2 separate regions of the Homo sapiens genome follow, and region 2 is linked to region 1. Evidence: chromatin contacts called from ENCODE Hi-C or POLR2A ChIA-PET data. All regions are on one chromosome and are shown on one strand. The core of a region is the stretch at or near the end of the contact, and the rest is flanking DNA. Distances in the headings are between cores, read along the strand shown. Region 1 holds the start of MRTFA-AS1 (MRTFA antisense RNA 1). Region 2 has its middle 32 kb from the start of MCHR1.

The links. Hi-C counts contacts between places; a loop is a spot of excess contacts on that map. ChIA-PET counts read pairs that join two places held with the same protein, here RNA polymerase II (POLR2A). Pooled maps may share reads with other maps.
Region 2: a pooled map shows a loop between it and region 1 (3-fold over the local background). The contact joins the enhancer-like site here to the promoter of MRTFA-AS1 in region 1. A Hi-C loop is called at or near these places in 4 of 50 pooled maps. POLR2A ChIA-PET finds 5 or more read pairs at or near these places in 3 of 52 experiments (OCI-LY7, Panc1 and activated naive CD4-positive, alpha-beta T cell).

What each region holds. Positions count from the first base shown.
Region 1 is chr22:40,520,547-40,523,246 of GRCh38, reverse strand. MRTFA-AS1 (MRTFA antisense RNA 1) reads right to left here and starts at 1,447. Exons shown (of 4, transcript NR_109965.1): 1 at 274-1,447. The region is part of intron 3 of MRTFA (myocardin related transcription factor A); the gene reads left to right.
Region 2 is chr22:40,710,425-40,713,124 of GRCh38, reverse strand. No RefSeq gene overlaps it. Among named protein-coding and RNA genes, the nearest start is that of MCHR1, 32 kb to the right of the region's middle. RefSeq lists enhancers at 686-1,202, 1,226-1,520 and a silencer at 1,293-1,412. Within about 2 kb of position 1,409, at least 22 of the 41 ENCODE cell types and tissues checked have a DNase peak (open chromatin) inside an H3K27ac peak, as active enhancers do; they include Panc1, where a contact is called at or near this core.

The sequences.
Region 1 (2,700 bases), core at 198-2,697:
TATGATGTCTAATTAGTATGGAAGAATAGGGTAAAACAGGAAACAAAAAAGAAAACCTGCTCCTGGTATAGTTCTCTGTGTTAGATAAACGTTCACAATTTGACAACTTTTTTTTTTTTTTGCCATTTTTCTTCATTTTTCAAAGAAAGAACAAATAGGCTTATTTTTGGCATTCTAGAATGTTTAACTGGGAAGGATCTTAGACATGACCTGATAACAAACCTTGGTTTTACAGGTGAACAGACGGGGGGCTAAGAATGTTAAGTGACTTACCCAAGATCATATAGCGTGGACTCCCTGTGACCTGATTTTCAAACTACTGATCTTTGGAACTCCTGTGCTACCCCTCTGTGTTGCTGAAGGCCATCTATTCTTAGTTGGTTCTATTGATGTTGGTTGAAACCATCCCGAACATACCTGTGGCTAGGCACAGTGGCTCACGTCTGTAATCCCAGCACTTTGGGAGGTTGAGGGGGGCGGATCACTTCAGGTCAGGAGTTGGAGTCCAGCCTGGCCAACATGATGAAACCCCATCTCTGCTAAAAATACAAAAATTAGCAAGGCATGGTGGTGCACACCTGTGACTCTAGCTACTCGGGAGGCGGAGGCAGGAGAATTGCTTGAACCCTGGAGGCAGAGGTTGCAGTGAATTGAGACCACACCACTGCACTCCAGCCTGGGTGACAGAGTGAGACCCTGCCTCAAAACAAAACAAAACAACCATCCTGCACAATTATGAGTGAGAGTAAATCCAACACATCTCACAGCATCTTGGGAAAATGATAAGGCTCACTTTCTTCTTTCCCTTCAGTGTGAACTCATGTAATAACTTCAGAGAAAGGCATTTCCCTGCTGTCTGGAAGTTGAACTCCTTCTACAAACTGGTGGAGCTTGCTGCCCAGTCCTGTGCCCTCCGAGCTGAGGGGAAGGCGTGGGGATTTTCTGTTCTACTGAAATGGCAGGATTATGTCATAGCAGTGGTTTTGAGTGTTTAGAGGTAGTGTTATTTTAATTATTTTTCTAACTCTGGTTTAAATAAAAACTTACAAATCAGGAAAGAACTGGCTATCTGTATGTTAAAAAAATTAAGAGAGGGCTGGGTGCAGTGTCTCACGCCTGTAATCCCAACACTTTGGGAGGCCGAGGTGGGTGGATCACGAAGTCAGGAGATCGAGACCATCCTGGCCAACCAACATGGTGAAACCCCGTCTCTACTAAAAATACAAAAATTAGCTGGGCGTGGTGGCGTGCGCCTGTAATCCCAGCTACGCAGGAGGCTGAGGCAGGAGAATCGCTTGAACCTGGGAGGCGGAGGTTGCAGTGAACCGAGATTGTGCCAGTGCACTCCAGCCTGGCCAACAGAACAAGACTCCGTCTTAAAAAAAAAAAAAGGAGAGAGAGAGAGGGAACATTGACTCTTACCTTGTACCATCCCAAAAATTCATTTGAGGCCGGGTGTGGTGGCTCATGCCTGTAATCCCAGCCCTTTGTGAGGTCAAGGTGGGTGGATCGCTTGCGATCAGGAGTTGGAGACCAGCCTGGCCAACATGGTAAAACCCTATCTATACTAAAATACAAAAATTGGCCAGGCGTGGTAGCGGGCACACATAGTCCCAGCTACTTGGGAAGCTGAGGCAGGAGAATTGCTTGAACCCAGGAGGCAGAGGTTGCAGTGAGCCAAGATTGCACCCCTGCATTCCAGCCTGGGTGACAGAGTGAGACTCTGTCTCATAATTAATTAATTAATTAATTAATTCAGGCTGTGGGATACTGCTCAGCAACTTTTAAAAAGGGGCAAACTTTAAACGTTTTAGAAATAAAACACCCTGAATGACTCTTGAGAATTACTCTGAGTGAAAAAAGCCAATCCTAAAATGTTACCTATTGTATGATTCTATTTATATAACATTCTTGAAATGACAAAATTATAGATATGAAGCACAGATTGGTTCTTCATATTGTCAGGGCCTGTGGATGGTGTGGGGCTGAAAGTAGATGTGGCTATAAAAGGTCAACATGAGGGATCCTCAGGGTGATGGAAATGTGTATGTTGACTAACAGTGCCAGTATTCTGGTTGTAATATTGTACTGTAGTTTTGCAAGATGTTATCATTGGAGGGAACTGAGTAAAGGATACATGAGCTCTTTGTATTATTTATTATGTGAATCTATAATTATCTCAGAATGAAAAGTTTATACATGAGCTGTTTATTATTTCTTATTATGTGAATCTATAATTATCTCAGAATGAAAAGTTTAAAAACTACAATTTGGCAGCTTTTCAAAAAGTTAAACATAGATCCTGTGACCTAGCAATTCTACTTCTAGATATATATCCTAGAAAACTGAAAACATTTGTCTGTGTATTTTTACACAGACAAATGTTCATAGCAGCTTTTTCAAAATAGCTAAAAAGTGGAAACAACCCACATGTCTTTCAGTTGATGAATAAACAAAATATGGTATATCCATACAATGGAATATTATTCACTCATAAAAAGAAATCACTGTTGATATATGTTATAAAATGAATGAACCTTGGCCTTGTGTGGTGGCTTATGCCTATAATCCCAGTACTTTGGGAGGCCAAGGCAGGTGGATCGCTTGAGCCCAGGAGTTTGAGACCAGCCTGGGCAACATGGCGAAACCTATGTCTACTAAAAATACAGAAAAATTAGCCAGGCTGGTGGCATGTGCCTA
Region 2 (2,700 bases), core at 160-2,659, 190 kb before region 1:
GACTCCCTGATTTCGTCCTTGCTATAGAATTGAGGGAAAACAGCGACTCTGTTGTTTTGTGTTTTGTTCTTGTAAAGACAGGGTCTCACTATGTTGCCGAGGCTAGTCTTGAACTCCTGGGCTCAAGAGATCCTCCCACCTCAGCCTCCCAAAGAGCTGGGATTACAGGCATGAGCCACCATGCCCAGCCCTAGTTTTGTTTGAAGAATGCTGAGGACTGCCAGGGGTGGTGGCTCACGCCTATAATCCCAGCACTTTGGGAGACTGAGGTGGGTGGAACTCCTTGAGCCCAGGAGTTCGAGGACAGCCTGGGCAACATGGCAAGACCACATCTCTACAAAAAAATAAACAAAATTAGCCAGACATGGTGGCACATGCCTGTGGTCCTGGCTACTCAGGAGGCCGAGGTGGGAGGATCACTTGAGCCGGGGAGGTAGTAAGCCATGATGACGAACTGTACTCCAATCCAGCCTGGGCAACAGAGCAAGACCCTGTCTCAAAAAAAAAAAAAAAAAGAAAAAGAAAAAAAGAGAGAATGCCAAACGCCGAGGGCCGTGGGGAGGACTAAGTGAACCGAGGAGAAGGATCCTTGACTTTTGTATTAAACTCAACCAGCCCAGGCCAGGCGCAGTGGCTCATACCTGTAATTCTCACACTTTGGGAGGCCGGGGTGTAAGGATCACTTGAGGTCAGGAGTTCGAGACCAGCCTGGCTAATGTGATGAAATCCCATCTCTACTAAAAGTACAAAAAAATTACCCGAGTATGGCGGCCAACTCCTGTAACTGTAGCTACTCGGGAGGCTGAGGCAAGAGAATCACTTGAACCTGGGAGGCAGAGATTGCAGTGAGCAGAGATCGTGCCACTGCACTCCAGCCTGGGTGATAGAGCAAGACTTTGTCTCAAAAAAAAAAAAAAAAACCTCAAACAGCCCGTCTCTACCCAGCAGCTTAGGAGACTTTTCTCCTTCTGAGCTCTCTTTTCTGGGTTCTCCCACAAAAAGCTTCCTTCTGTCGCCCCCAGGGTATATAAAGATATTTACTTGTACCCTTGAATTTGATTTCTCTACATCCCATCCTAGAGGCAACTGTGCCTGTAGCCATCCCTGGGGGAATCTTGCCCCACGCACACATTTACTCTGCACCTTCCGGACCCCATACCCCTTTTCTATGTGCCTGTTGCCTCCGGCCAGGCCTCGGAAATCTTGCCCTGTTCTCCCCAGGCTTCGTAGCATGGCCTGACTGACAGTGGCATGTGTAGCAGGATCGCAGATTAATATACAAGGAAAGGCGCACGGAGAGACGATGTTTCTCTCTTTCCTGCAGCTGATCTGCTGAGCCATGAGCCCCTCCGGGGAAGTGGAAAGAAACTGTCATCACTGCACTGCAGCTTATCTCGGTTTAGATAGCCTCTCGATGACTCATGTCTCTGTAAATACTTGGTTTTTTTGTTCTGTTTTGTTTGAGATGGAGTCTCGCTCTGTCACCCAGGCTACAGTGCAGTAGTACGATCATAGCTCACTGTGACCTCAGTATCCTGGGTTCAAGTGATCCTCCTGCCTCAGCCTCCCAAGTAGCTGGGACCACAGCCACACGCCACACGCCACCACATTCAGCTAATTTTTTTTTCACATTCAGCTAATTAAAAAAAATTTTTTTTGGAGGCTGGGTGTGGTGGCTCATGCCTGTAATCCCAGCACTTTGGGAGGCCGAGGTGGGTGGATCACCTGAGGTCAGCAGTTCAAGACTAGCCTGGCTAATCTGGTGAAACCCCATCTCTACTAAAAATAAAAAATTAGCCGGGCGTGGTGGCGCATGCCTGTAATCCTAGCTACCCAGGAGGCTGAGGCAGGAGAATTGCTTGAACCCAGAAGGCGAAGGTTACAGTGAGCCAAGATTGCCCCATTACACTCCAGCCTGGGCAATAAGAGCAAAACTCTGTCTAAAAAAAAAAAAAAAAATTTGTTTGTAGGGGTTGGCTCTCACTATGTTGTCCAGGCTGGTCTTGAACTCCTGAGCTCAAGCGATCCTTCTGCCTCAGCCTCCTAAAGTGCTGGCATTACAGGCGTGAGCCACTGTGCCCAGCCCCCATGTGGGCCTTTTGGAGTGCCCTGCTGACACTCCCTGCCCGGTGAGTCCTCATGGCTGAGTTCCTGTTGTGAGGTCTGCACATATACTGGTCTCTTTTTCCTGCCCTGACACTCTGGGAATCTCAAGGCCCTTCAGCTCTTGCAAGTCCCCTGGTCAGATCCTGGAGGGATTTCAGGATGCCCTGTGGCCGTGGGGAGCCAAGTGTGGGGCCCAGGCTCACCTGTGCAGTCATTTCCCAGCTCATTGTTACTTCCTGTCCTCTTGATTGCTGGACACAGTGTCCAGACCACTATGGGATACTTCCTAGGGCTCCAAATAAAACAGAGGAGGCTGGGCGCGATGGCTCACGCCTGTAATTCTGGCACTTTGGGCAGCCGAGGCAGACAGATCACAAAGTCAGGAGATGGAGACCATCCTGGACAACATGGTGAAACCCCGTCTCTACTAAAAATACAAAAAATTACTGGGTGTGGTGGCGGGTGCCTGTAATCCCAGCTACTTGGGAGGTTGAGGCAGGAGAATTGATTGAACCAAGGAGTCGGAGGTTGCAGTGAGCCAAGATCATGCCACTGCACTCCAGCCTGGTGACAGAGCAAGACTCCATCTCCAAA